2 separate regions of the Homo sapiens genome follow, and region 2 is linked to region 1. A link is an interaction called in ENCODE POLR2A ChIA-PET data of the cell type or tissue named here. Cell type or tissue: Panc1. All regions are shown on one strand. Each heading gives the region's core, and the rest is flanking DNA. Links, peaks and the distances in the headings are about the cores only.

What was found. ChIA-PET counts read pairs that join two places held together with the same protein. Peaks named below come from ENCODE experiments on the same cell type or tissue, not always from the same donor. Only the 100,000 strongest peaks of a DNase experiment are listed, where the experiment ranks them.
Region 2: POLR2A ChIA-PET joins it to region 1 with 11 read pairs; 2 of 35 experiments call an interaction of 5 or more read pairs at or near these places.

Annotation. Positions count from the first base shown.
Region 1 is chr20:38,415,785-38,421,631 of GRCh38, reverse strand. SNHG17 (small nucleolar RNA host gene 17) reads left to right here. Exons shown (of 8, transcript NR_185934.1): 7 at 534-626; 8 at 732-1,044. It overlaps LOC124904901 (a long non-coding RNA gene), which reads left to right and starts at 4,620. Exons shown (of 2, transcript XR_007067582.1): 1 at 4,620-5,847. In Panc1, for the core only: no CTCF peak of the experiment used is centred there; no DNase peak of the experiment used is centred there.
Region 2 is chr20:38,261,517-38,267,363 of GRCh38, reverse strand. The region is part of intron 1 of LOC149684 (a long non-coding RNA gene); the gene reads right to left. Among named protein-coding and RNA genes, the nearest start is that of KIAA1755, 3.7 kb to the right of the region's middle. In Panc1, for the core only: no CTCF peak of the experiment used is centred there; no DNase peak of the experiment used is centred there.

The DNA of each region.
Region 1 (5,847 bases), core at 389-5,388:
AACTAGGCTTTCAGAGCTTGGGCCTTTGTGGGCCCATGTGATGTGGTGACTAGACCCACCCCCTGACTTCTGAGGGTTCATTTTGTCTTTTCATGTTAGGGATCCTCCTGCCAGAAACCAGTCTGCATTTCTCTCTGGGCCCCACGCTGGAATGAATTCAGATAGCAGTGAAGGGCACACGTGAGAACTGCGAATCACGGGCTTTGCTTCATGAAATGTGAAATCCACATTGTTTCCACAGGCACCATCAGTAATGTCGAACAAATGGAGAAAGTTGCAGGTGGGGCTAGGAAAGCTGTATTCCTGTGGATTACTCTAGCTGGTCATTTGCCCCGATTGTGAACTGCTTGAAAGAAAAACGAAACTTCTAAGATGTTTGTCCTTTCATGTCCTTTCTGTTGGGATTTTTTATTTGGTGTGCGTGAATGAGGAGCTTCGCCCTGCTTGAATGGGACCCCTCTCAGTGGTGTCAGCTTGGGGAGGAGGAGATGGCCCTGGAGACTAAATACTTGTATGCTTTCTTACCCTCTTAGGTCTCAGCCTTAGATCCAAGGACAGTCCAAGGAAGTCCTAAGACCATGGAGTTGGTGATCTGGGATCTGGGTTTGCTGATATTTCTCACCGTGGTGAGTTGATGCCAAGAGCCAGAACCCACAGCCAGAGGCTCAGCTGGTCCGTGTTTATGCAGATGGGAACCTCAAATCACTGGTCTCACTTGTCCTTTGTTTCAGAATCTCTTGGTGGTGTTTGTGGGCACGAGAGGGGCAGAGAATGGAGAGTGAGGCTACCACATGAAGCGTCACCAGAGCTGCTCCCTGCTGCCTGCTCAGAGCACCCCGGATCCACTGTTCAATCTGCACAAGATTCGGGGTCCAGACATGGGAGACTTCAGCTGCCTCAGAGGACCGTGGACAGGGAAGGCCAGCCTCGCATCCCTCTGTCCATGCCTGGAATGACTTTAATAACCAAGAGTTTTATTTTTGAATTTGTAGCTGTCGTTCACTTTTTACCCACCCATTCAATAAACCTTACAGAATTGCTCCATGTGCTTCTTAAATCAGTGACAACCTGTGAGCCTGCCAGGCTGGCTTTGGAGAAGGTAGGCCATAGGCCAGATCTGATTTTCACTCTTCCTTGGCTCAGAGGATATTGTTTGAGGTATACATTTGGAACTAGGAGGTGAACAAGTGCTGGTAGTTGGTTCACATTTAGGCATTTAGGACCCATGATAATTCAGGGCATTGCAGAATAGTCAGGGTAGATTATGGAGTGAGACAGGTCTGATGTCATTCAGGAAGGCTGGAGTGTCCTGGATGACGTGGCTCATAAGTAAATGCCTACTTGTGAGATCAACTGTCCCAGTTTGCCTGAGATTGAGGGACTTCCCAGAAAGTGGGTTTTTCATTGCTAAACCCAGGGAGATCTTGAGCAAACTGGGACAAGTTGGTCAGCATGTGTGGGATGTAAAAATCCATGGTGTCAGCTTGAGAGGACAGGTTATGGGGTAACAGTGGGAGTAGGGTGAACATGGAGCAGCTGCCATTGATGGAACTGAGGGGTACTCTTAAGTTCAGGCTTTGGAGATTAGGGTAAAGTCACTTATTGCAAGGCCTAGGCATGGTGCCTTGTGCCTGTATTACTAGCACTTTGGGAGGCCAAGGTGGGATGATTTCTTGAGGCCAGGAGATCAAAACCAGCCTAGGCAGCAGACCCCGTCTCCACAAAAAATTAGCCAGGCACGGTAGCGCACTCCTGTAGTCCCAGCTACTCAGGAGGCTGAGGCAGGAGGATTGCTTAAGCCCAGGAATTCGAGGATTCAATGAGTTAATGATGGCACCACTGCAGCCCAGCCTGGGTGCCAGAGTGAGACCTGTTTTTAAGAGAAAGAAAAATTGCAGCAATGACATGATCTAAGGATGTGCACGCATGAACTGTCATCTCTGATTCACAGAGGGAGGAATCTACACATGTCCCAGGGGCCATGGTGAAAAGGTGCAGTTAATCTCCCCACTTGAAGTTAAAACCACCTTGGCTGGAGTTGGGGCAAAAATCACGCTGGTAAGCCTGTCTTGATGAATTTGGCACATTAATGGTCTGCCAGGCATTCTTTGTTTTTTTTTTTTCTCATGTTTTTTGTTTTTTTATTTTTTGAGTCAGCCTCACTGTTGCCCAGGCTGCAGTGTAGTGGTGTGATCTTGGCTCACTGCAACCTCTGCCTCCCAGGTTCAAGTGATTCTTGTGCCTCAGCCTCCTAAGTAGCTGGGACTATGCGCATGTGCCGCAACGCCCAGCTAATTTTTGTATTTTTAGTAGAGATGGGGTTTCGCCATGTTGGCCAGCTGGTCTCGAACTTCTGACCTCAAGTAAATACCCGCCTCGGCCTTCCAAAGTGTTGAGATTACAGGTGTGAGCCACCATGCCTGGCCTAAGGGGCAGGCATTTATGTTTAAAGGCACCATACCAGCAGTCAGTTCCCTGCAGAAGCATCCAGAAGTCACAGGTCCTTTTTCTGCCTTGGCCTTTGAGGACCATCCTGACTTTTTTGCCACCTTTTGCCAACTGGCTGTGGCTGCTTGAACAGATGCCAGGGGAAGGAATCTGGGTCCACTTGAGGAAGCTGTAACTGATGACAGATGTCTGCCACAGTGGAGGGGACAGCAGTAGAATACATTACCTAAGTCTAAGCAGTAATACAGTACCTAAGTCTGCATATTTCATCCGGCATCAGATCATCATGGGTGCCTCTCGCCACTGTTGCATGTGAGGCAGGAGCCATCCCAGGTCTTAAGGGCCTGAGGAACTCTGAGAAGAGCAGTCCATTAACCAAGGTGGCCCAAGAGCCAGGATTAGGTCAAGGAGGCGTGGCCCTTGCTGGGATATGTGCCCAGTATGAGGGCCTGAGGAAGCAGCTGGTTGGAGACTCCACAGCAGAACTGACAGCCAGGAGAATGGAGAGCTGGGAGAGTGAGGCTCATTCACTCAAAAAGCATTGTGCATTTACTTGGGAGCCAGACGCTAAGCTGGAGAAAAGGATACAAGGGTGAGTAAGGCAGTTTGTGTCCTCAAGGAGATCCCAGCCCAGATAAATATATGTAGCTGTGTTTCAGAGGCTTGGTTCCAGACCACTGCAATAAAGTGAGTTGCACACATTTTCTTGTCTCCTAGTGCATTAAAGTTATTTTAGCCAGGTGTGGTGGCACGTGCACCTGTAGTCCCAGCTACTCCAGAGGCTAAGGCAGAGGATTTCTTGAGCCCAGGAGTTCAAAGCCAGCCTGGACAACCTAGTGAAGACCCTTGTGTAAAAAAATCAAGTTTACACTATAGTGTAGTTTATTAACTGTGCAATAGCATTATGTCCAAAGCAATATAAATACCTTAATTTAAAAATATTATGAAAGAATGCTAATGGTTATCTTTAATCCTAGCTGCTTGGGAGGCTGAGCTGTGCACCAACATGCCCAGCTAATTTTTTTTTTTTTTTTTTTTTTTTGAGACAGAGTCTTGCTCTGTCACCCAGGCTGGAGTGCAGTGGTGCGATCTCGGCTCACTGCAACCTCCACCTCCTGGGTTCAAGCAATTCTCTGCCTCAGCCTCCCGAGTAGCTGGGATTACAGGCACCCGCCACCACGCCCAGCTATTGTATTTTTAGTAGAGATGGGGTTTCACCATCTTGGCCAGGCTGGTCTTGAACTCCTGACCTTGTGATCCACCCACTTTGGTCTCCAAAAGTGCTGGGATTACAGGTGTGAGCCACTGCGCCCAGCCACTAATTTTTTTTTTTTTTTTTTTTTTTAAGGGATAGGTTCTTGCTATGTTGAGACCCTGTCTGGTCTCAAACTCCTCCTAGGCTCAAGCTATCTTTTCACCTCAGCCTCCAAAGTACTGGGATTACGGGTGTCAGCTACCACCCCTGGTCCCCTTTGTGGAATTTTAATGCTTCCAGTCCTTTGCCTCCAAAGCTCTCCAATGCCTTTAAAACGATGGTTTTCTATTTTATCCACCCTTTCCAGTTCTTAGCAGAAACATTGGCCTGTCAACTACTCCCTTCTATTTAGAAGCAGAAATCTTGACATTAGCAGATTTTACTTAAAAAATGTTTTTCTCTCTGTTTGGAGAACGGATTATACCAGGGCAAGAGTGGAAGCAAGGTGACCAGTTGGAAGATTATGGCAGTTGTCTAGGTGACAGATATTGGTGACTTGGAGTAGGGAGATAGAGGTAGACAGCAAGATAGATGTCTATGTTCCAAGATAGAAAGATGAAGATACAATTTTAGGCAAATGAAGCTTAGAGCAGGGAAGTATGTAAAATGTGATATACCATTTTTTTGGTTAAAAGAAGATTTATTCGAAATCAGCCTGGACAACATGGTGAAACCCCATCTCTACTAGAAATACAAAAATTAGCCAGGCTTGGTGGTGGGCGCGTGTAATCCCAGCTGTTCAGGAGGCTGAGGCAGGAGAATCGCTTGAACCCGGGAGGCGGAGGTTCCAGTGAACTGAGATCGCGCCATTGCACTCCAGCCTGGGCAACAGGAGTGAAACTCCTATTGCCCAGGAGTTTTGAGAGTGAAACTCTCAAAAAAAAAAAAAAAAAAGATTTATATGTATATATGCAAATTGGGGTGATTTTTTTTTTTTTTATTTTAACATGCTTTTCTCTTTTTTCTTTCCCAGAACATCATAGTTTCTCTAATATATCCCTGGCATCCTTTTGGCTAGGGGGAGATTTGAATGCCAAGGAAGGCCACAGTGTTAGTCAGTCTTTGTCATTCAAAAATAGGATTATGCAGCAGGACAGTAGCCTTGCTTGCAAGGCAGGATTCTTCAATATTTTTTTTTAATTACTCCTTTATACCAGTAAGCAAACTTGGAGAATCTATTCCCAAAAATTTTACAGGGATGTGGAGTAGACACTTTTGTCTACCATTAAGGCTTAGCTGGAGTCAGAAAGAAAGATATAATTAGGGGTCACAAAAGGTTTTTACCTGATGCTCTTTTTTTTGTTATTGTTGTTGTTTTGTTTTTGTTTTTGTTTTTTTGACCTTGAGGGATTAAGGAAGAAGAAGGGGAACAGAGAAGCAGATGACAAGAGGCTCACATGGGTGTCCCAATTTCCCTTCTCTGGACTTTGACTTGGAGAGGGTGCAAGTACATTAGAGAGAACACTGAGAACAAGAGAGGAGACATTGACTTTGCTTCCCATTTAACACTGTGCAAGAGGCCACCTCTTGAATTGCCCCCTGCCCTAAACTGTAGTATAGCCATGGCAACTGGACAGCTTGGTGTGGTTGGGCAGAGGGACGTATCTTCGCCATCTTGGGCTGCCATAACAAAATTCCATAGATTGAGTGATTTAAACAACAGAAGTTAATTTTCTCAAAGTTCTGGGGGCCAGGAAGTCCAAGATCAAGGTGCTGGCTGATTCAATTTCTGATGAGAGCTCTCTTCCTGGCTTGCAGATGGCTGCCTTGCTGTGTCCTCATATGGTGGAGAGCGAGGGAATGGCCTCCCTGGTGTCTCTTCTTATAAGGGCACTAATTCTATCAGATTATGGCTCCACCCTTATGACCTCATTTAACTTTAATTACCTCCTTAAAGGCCCTATCTGTAAATATAGTTACATTGAGGGTTAGGCTTTGTGTTAGTCTGTTCTCACGCTGCTAATAAAGACATACCTGAGACTGGATAGTTTATAAAAGAAAGAGGTTTAATTGACTCACAGTTCCATATGGCTGGGGAGGCCTCACAGTCATGGTGAACGGGGAATGAGGAGCAGTCACGTCTTACTAACGGTGGCAGGCAAGACAGCTTGTTCAGGAAAATTCCCGTTTATAAAACCATCAGA
Region 2 (5,847 bases), core at 307-5,306, 150 kb after region 1:
TAAGCCTGTGTATTTGGAGGGTGAATCCACAACTCCCGGCCCCTAACATAACACTATTTTATTCTATTTTTATTTTTCATTTTAATTTTTGTGGGTACATAGTAGGTGTATATATTTATGGGGCACTTCAGATGTTTTGACACAGGCATGCAATGTATAATAATCACATAATGGAGAATGGAGTATCCATCCCCTCAAGCATTTGTCTTTTGTGTTACAAACAATCCAATTATACCGTTAGTTATTTTGAAGTGCACAGTTACATTATTATTTGCTATAGTTATCCTGTTGTGCTACCAAATACTAGGTCTTATTCATTCTTACTATGTTTTTGTACCTATTAACCAACCCCCCCCACCCCCACCCCCCACCACTACCCTTCTGAGCCTCTGATAAACATCCTTCCACTCTCTGTCTCCATTCGTTGAATTGTTTTGATTTTTAGATCTCACAAATAAGTGTAGCATGTGATGTTTGTCTTTCTGTGTCTGGCTTATTTCCCTTTGCATACTGACCTCCAGTTCCATCTATGTTGTTGCAGATAACAACATCTCATTCTTTTTTATGGCTGAGCAGTATTCCATTGTGTGTAAGTACCACATTTTCTTTATCCACTCATCTGTTGATGGACACTTAGGCTGCTTCCAAACTTTGGCTATTGTGAAGAGTGTTGCAACAAACATGGGAGTGCAGATGATCTCTTCCATATACTGACTTCCTTTCTTTTGGGTATAGATCTAGTAGTGGGATTGCTGGGTCATATGGTAGATCTATATTTAGTTTTTTGAGGAACCTCCCAACTGTTCTCCATAGTGGTTGTACTAATTCACATTCCCACCAACAGCGTAAAAGGGTTCCTTTTTCTCCACATCCTCGCTGGCATTTGTTATTGCCTGTCTTTTGGATAAAAGCCATGCTCACTGGGGTGGGATGATACCTCATTGTAGTTTTGATTTGCATTTCTCTGATGATCAATGATGTTGAGCAATTTTCATATACCTGTTTGCCATTTGTATGCCATCTTCTTTTGAGAAACGTCTATTCAAATCTTTTTGCATGTTTTAAAATCAAATTATTAGATTTTGTTCTATATAGTTGTCTTAGCTTCTTATATATTCTGGTTGTTAATCCCTCATCAGATGGATAGTTTGCAAATATTTTCTCCCATTCTGTGGGTTGTCTTTTCACTTTGTTGATTGTTTGCTTTGCTGTGCAAGAGCTTTTTAACTTGATGTGATCTCATTTGTCCATTTTTGCTTTGGTTGCCTGTGCTTGTTGGGTATTACTCAAGAAATTTTGCCCAGACCGAAGTCCTGGAGAGTTCCCCCAATGTTTTATTGCTGTGGTTTCATAGTTTAAAGTCTTAGATTCAAGTCTTTAATTCATTTAAATTTGATTTTTGTATATGGCAAAAGATAGGGGTCTAGTTTCATTCTTCTGCATATGGATATCCAGTTTTCCCATCACCATTTATTGGACTATCTTTTCCCCTGTGTATGTTCTTGGCACCTTTGTCAAAAATGAGTTCACTGTAGGTGTGCAGATTTGTTTCTGGGTTCTCTATTCTGTTCCATTGTTCTATGTATTTGTTTTTATGTCAGTAACATGCTGTTTTGGTTACTATAGCTCTGTAGTATAATTTGAAGTCAGGTAATGTGATTACTCCAGTTTGGTTCTTTTTGTTTAGGATAGTTTTGACTATTCTGGGTCTTTTGTGGTTCCACATAAATTTTAGGATTGTTTTTTCTATTTCCGTGAAGAATGTCAATGATATTTTGATAGGGATTGCACTGAATCTGTATATTGCTTTGGGAGTATCTTTCCATTATTTGGTGTCCTCTTCAATTTCTTTCACTTTATATTTTATAGTTTTCATTATAGAGATCTTGTATTTCTTTGGTTAAATTAGTTCTTAGATATTTAATTTTATTTTTAGCTATTTTAAATGGGATTATTTTTAAATTTCTTTTTCAGATTGTTCACTGTTGGCATATAGAAATGCTACTGATTTTCATATGTTGATTTTGTATCCTGCAATCTTATTGAATTTGTTTATCAGTTCTAATAGTTTTGTGGTGGAGTCTTTAGGTTTTCCCAAATATAAGATTATATCATCGACAAACAAGGATAATTTGACTTCTTCCTTTCCAATTTGGATGCGCTGTATTTCTTTCTGTTGCCTGATTGCTCTAGCTAGGACTTCCAGTACTACGTTGAATAACAGTGGCGAAAGTGGGCATCCTTGTTGTGTTCCAGATCTTAGAGGAAAGGCTTTCAGTTTTTTCCCATTCCATATGATACTAGCTGTGGGTCTGTTATATATGGCTTTTATTATGTTGAGGTATGTTCCTTCTATACCTGGTTTTTTGAGGGTTTTTAATCGTGAGTGGAAGTTGACTTTTATCAAATGCATTTTCAATATCGATTGAAATGACCATATGGTTTTTGTCCTTCATTCTGTTGATGTGATGTATGTGATGTGATGTATCACAACAGAATGGATTGATTTGCATATGTTGAACTATCCTTGCATCCCAGAGATAAATCCCACCTAGTCATGATGAATGATCTTTTTAATGTATTGTTGAATTCAGTTTGCTAGTATTTTGTTAAGAAGTTTTGCATCCATATTCATCAGAGATATTGGCCTGTAGTTTTCTTTTTTAGATGTGTCTTTGTCTGGTTTTGGTATTGGAGTAATACTGGCCTCATAGAATGAGTTTGGAAGTATTCCCTCCTCCCTATTTTTTGGAATAACAGCACTATTTTATATGACGCATGTTAATTCTATGTACCAGACACAGTGCAAAGCACTTTACATTCATTAACTTATTTATTCTTCCCCATGACGAATCTTACCCATCTTTTACAAAAGACGATTCTGAAGCTCAGAAAAGTGAACCTCCCTGAGGTCACACACAGTATGACTACAAACCATAGAGGTGTGTGTGTGTATGTGTGTGTGCACATTGTTGGTTGCATATGGAACTGCTATACCACATCAGTAGAGAGGAGTTTTGGAAGAACATGCCTGTGAACAAGGATATAAAGTATGTTGAGAGGCCCAATGGATAGACCGTAATTGCACCTTTTTGTTGTTGTGGTGGTGGTGGTGGTTGTTGTTGTTTTGAGACAGAGTCTCACTCTGTCACCCAGGCTGGAGTGTAGTGGTGTGATCTCTGCTCACTGCAACCTCCACCTCCCAGGTTCAAGTGATTCTCCTGCCTCAACCTCCCAGTAGCCGGGATTACAGGTGTGCGCCACCATGCCTGGTTATTTTTTTGCATTTTTAGTAGAGACAAGGTTTTGCCATGTTGCCCCGGCTGGTCTCAAACTCCTGAGCTCAGGCAATCTGCCCACCTCGGCCTCCCAAAGTGCTGGGATTACAGGCATGAGCCACTGTGCCCAGGCTGTAATTGCACTTGTTTATGGACAATTTCATATTCATTTCTTCTCCTTCTTATGCAATTTAATTTCCTTTTGGGTGACCAACTATTCCTGATATGTGTAGGTGCAGTCTTAGTGAGGCCCTGGGCACATGACGCAATTAGAATTTCTCTATAAAGGTTTTATTTTGTTTGTTTGTTTTTTAGAGATGGGGTCTCACTCTGTCTCCCAGGTTGGAGTGCAATGGTGCAATCATAGCTCACTGCAGCCTTGAACTCCTGGGCTCAAGTGATCCTCCCACCTTGGCCTCCTAAGTAGCTGGGACTACAGGAGCATGCCACCATGCCTGGCTCTTTTAAGGTTCTGAGTCCATCAGTGAGGAACACAAGGGCAGAGAGAATGGTTAGGATTTATGCAGGTAGCATAGCAAAGTGGTTAATAACATAACTTACGGAATTGGATAGCTGTGTCCAATTCTGAAATCCACAGTTTACTAGCTATCTGACATTGGGCAGGCTACATACCCTCTCTGTGCCTTAGTTTTTCATTTGTAAAGTGAGGACAATAATAGAATCTACTTCATAACTGTTATATACTTAGAAAACTACCTGACACATATAAAGTTCTACTTTGGTGTGTTTGTTTGTCTTAATGTAATTCCATGTGTTCAAACGTTTCCAACTCTTTCCGATAACGAGACCCCCCAGAGCATCCTACTTACTCCAGTGCTTTCCAGAGGATAGGCCCCAGCCTTCGCATTGATTCTCTGACTGCCAATCCATTCTTTTCTGCTTAATTAACTCAGAATCCGCTTCTGTTGCCTGCAACCCCAGAACGCTGGCTGTCATGTCAATTCTGTCTCATGGCAACCTGGGACTCTAAAACCTTCAAGCTGTGACCCCACAACTCTCAGTGGAATTCTGTACTGAACATCAAGTCTGTTCTCTCCTAAATTCACATCTGGAGTCATGATACTAAAACCATCCAGACCATCTCCTGTAGAGAGAGTTTACTTGATTGCTGGGCTGTGGAAATATTGCAGGGGATTATTAGTCCCAAATTAGTGATAAGCAAGTGAAGGTCGGGGATGTGAAGGAACTTATCAAAAGTTGGGATAGGATGGCTCCTAATTCAGGTTTTCTCTGCTAAAAGACTGATTAACCTATGTGGGGTGGGAGATGGGCTGTGAATAAGGCTTGGGTCTGAACTCTAACCCTTACAACTACACTCGTCTTTTTCAGTTCTTCACTTACTCCCCAGCTCCTTTAAGCTTAATATTGCCTCAGAGCCTTTGCATATGCGGTTCTCTCTGCTTAGAACTTGGTTCCTCTGCGTCTCCCCATCTCCACTCTTCTAATTCCTCCCCTTTCAGATCTAGGCTTTCAGACCCAGGCTTCCTAGACCACCAGCTATAAGTTGATCCCTCTACTGTTCCCAATGTCAACATTTGTTTGTTTCCTTCTTAGCAGTTACCACAGTTATTATTTTTTTATTTTTCCTGTTTATCTGCTCCTTGCCTGTCTCCCCCACTAGACTGTACATTACTTGAGGGCCGGGACTCTCAAGTAATGTATAGTCTAGTGGGGGAGACAGGCTGACTCAGTGCACAGTGTTTGATAAATAAATGGACAAAACCCTGAGCCATCTAACCAGGAATAACTTTGGTCACTGTTTTAGTCTGGGCTGCTATAACAACATACCTTAGACTGAGGGGCTTATACACAACAGAAATTCTCTTCTCACAGTTCTGGAGGCTGGGAAGCCCTAGATCAAGGCACAAGCAAGTTGGGTGTTTGGTAAGAGCCTTCTTTCTGGACCTTATGTTTCTGGGCCTTTCTGGTTCATAGACAGCCCCTTCTCGCTGTGTCCTTCCATGGTGGAAGGGGCAAGGCAGCTAGCTCTCTGGGGCCTCTTGGGCACTAAGCTGGGCATGGTGGCTCACGCCTGTAATCCCAGCACTTTAGGAGGGTGAGGTGGGCAGATCACCTGAGGTCAGGAGTTCGAGACCAGCCTGGCCAACATGGCGAAATGCAGTCTCTACTAAAAATACAAAAATTGGCCAGGTGTGGTGGCGGGTGCCTAAAATCCCAGCTGCTCGGGAGGCTGAGGCAGGAAAATTGCTTGAACCTGGGAGGTAGAGGTTGCAGTGAGCTGAGATCATGCCACTGCACTCCAGCTTGGGTGGGCAACAGAGTGAGACTCCATCTCAAATATATATGTGTGTGCGTGTGTGTGTATATATATGTATATATGTGTGTATATATATGTGTGTGTATATATATGTGTGTGTATATATGCCTATACATATTAGTGCCTATATATGTATATATATAGGTGTATATATGTATATATATAGGTGTATATATGTATATATATAGGTATATATATGTAGGTGTATATATATATATAGAGAGAGGCACTAATCCCATTCGTGAGGGCTCTGTCCTCTCATGACCCAAT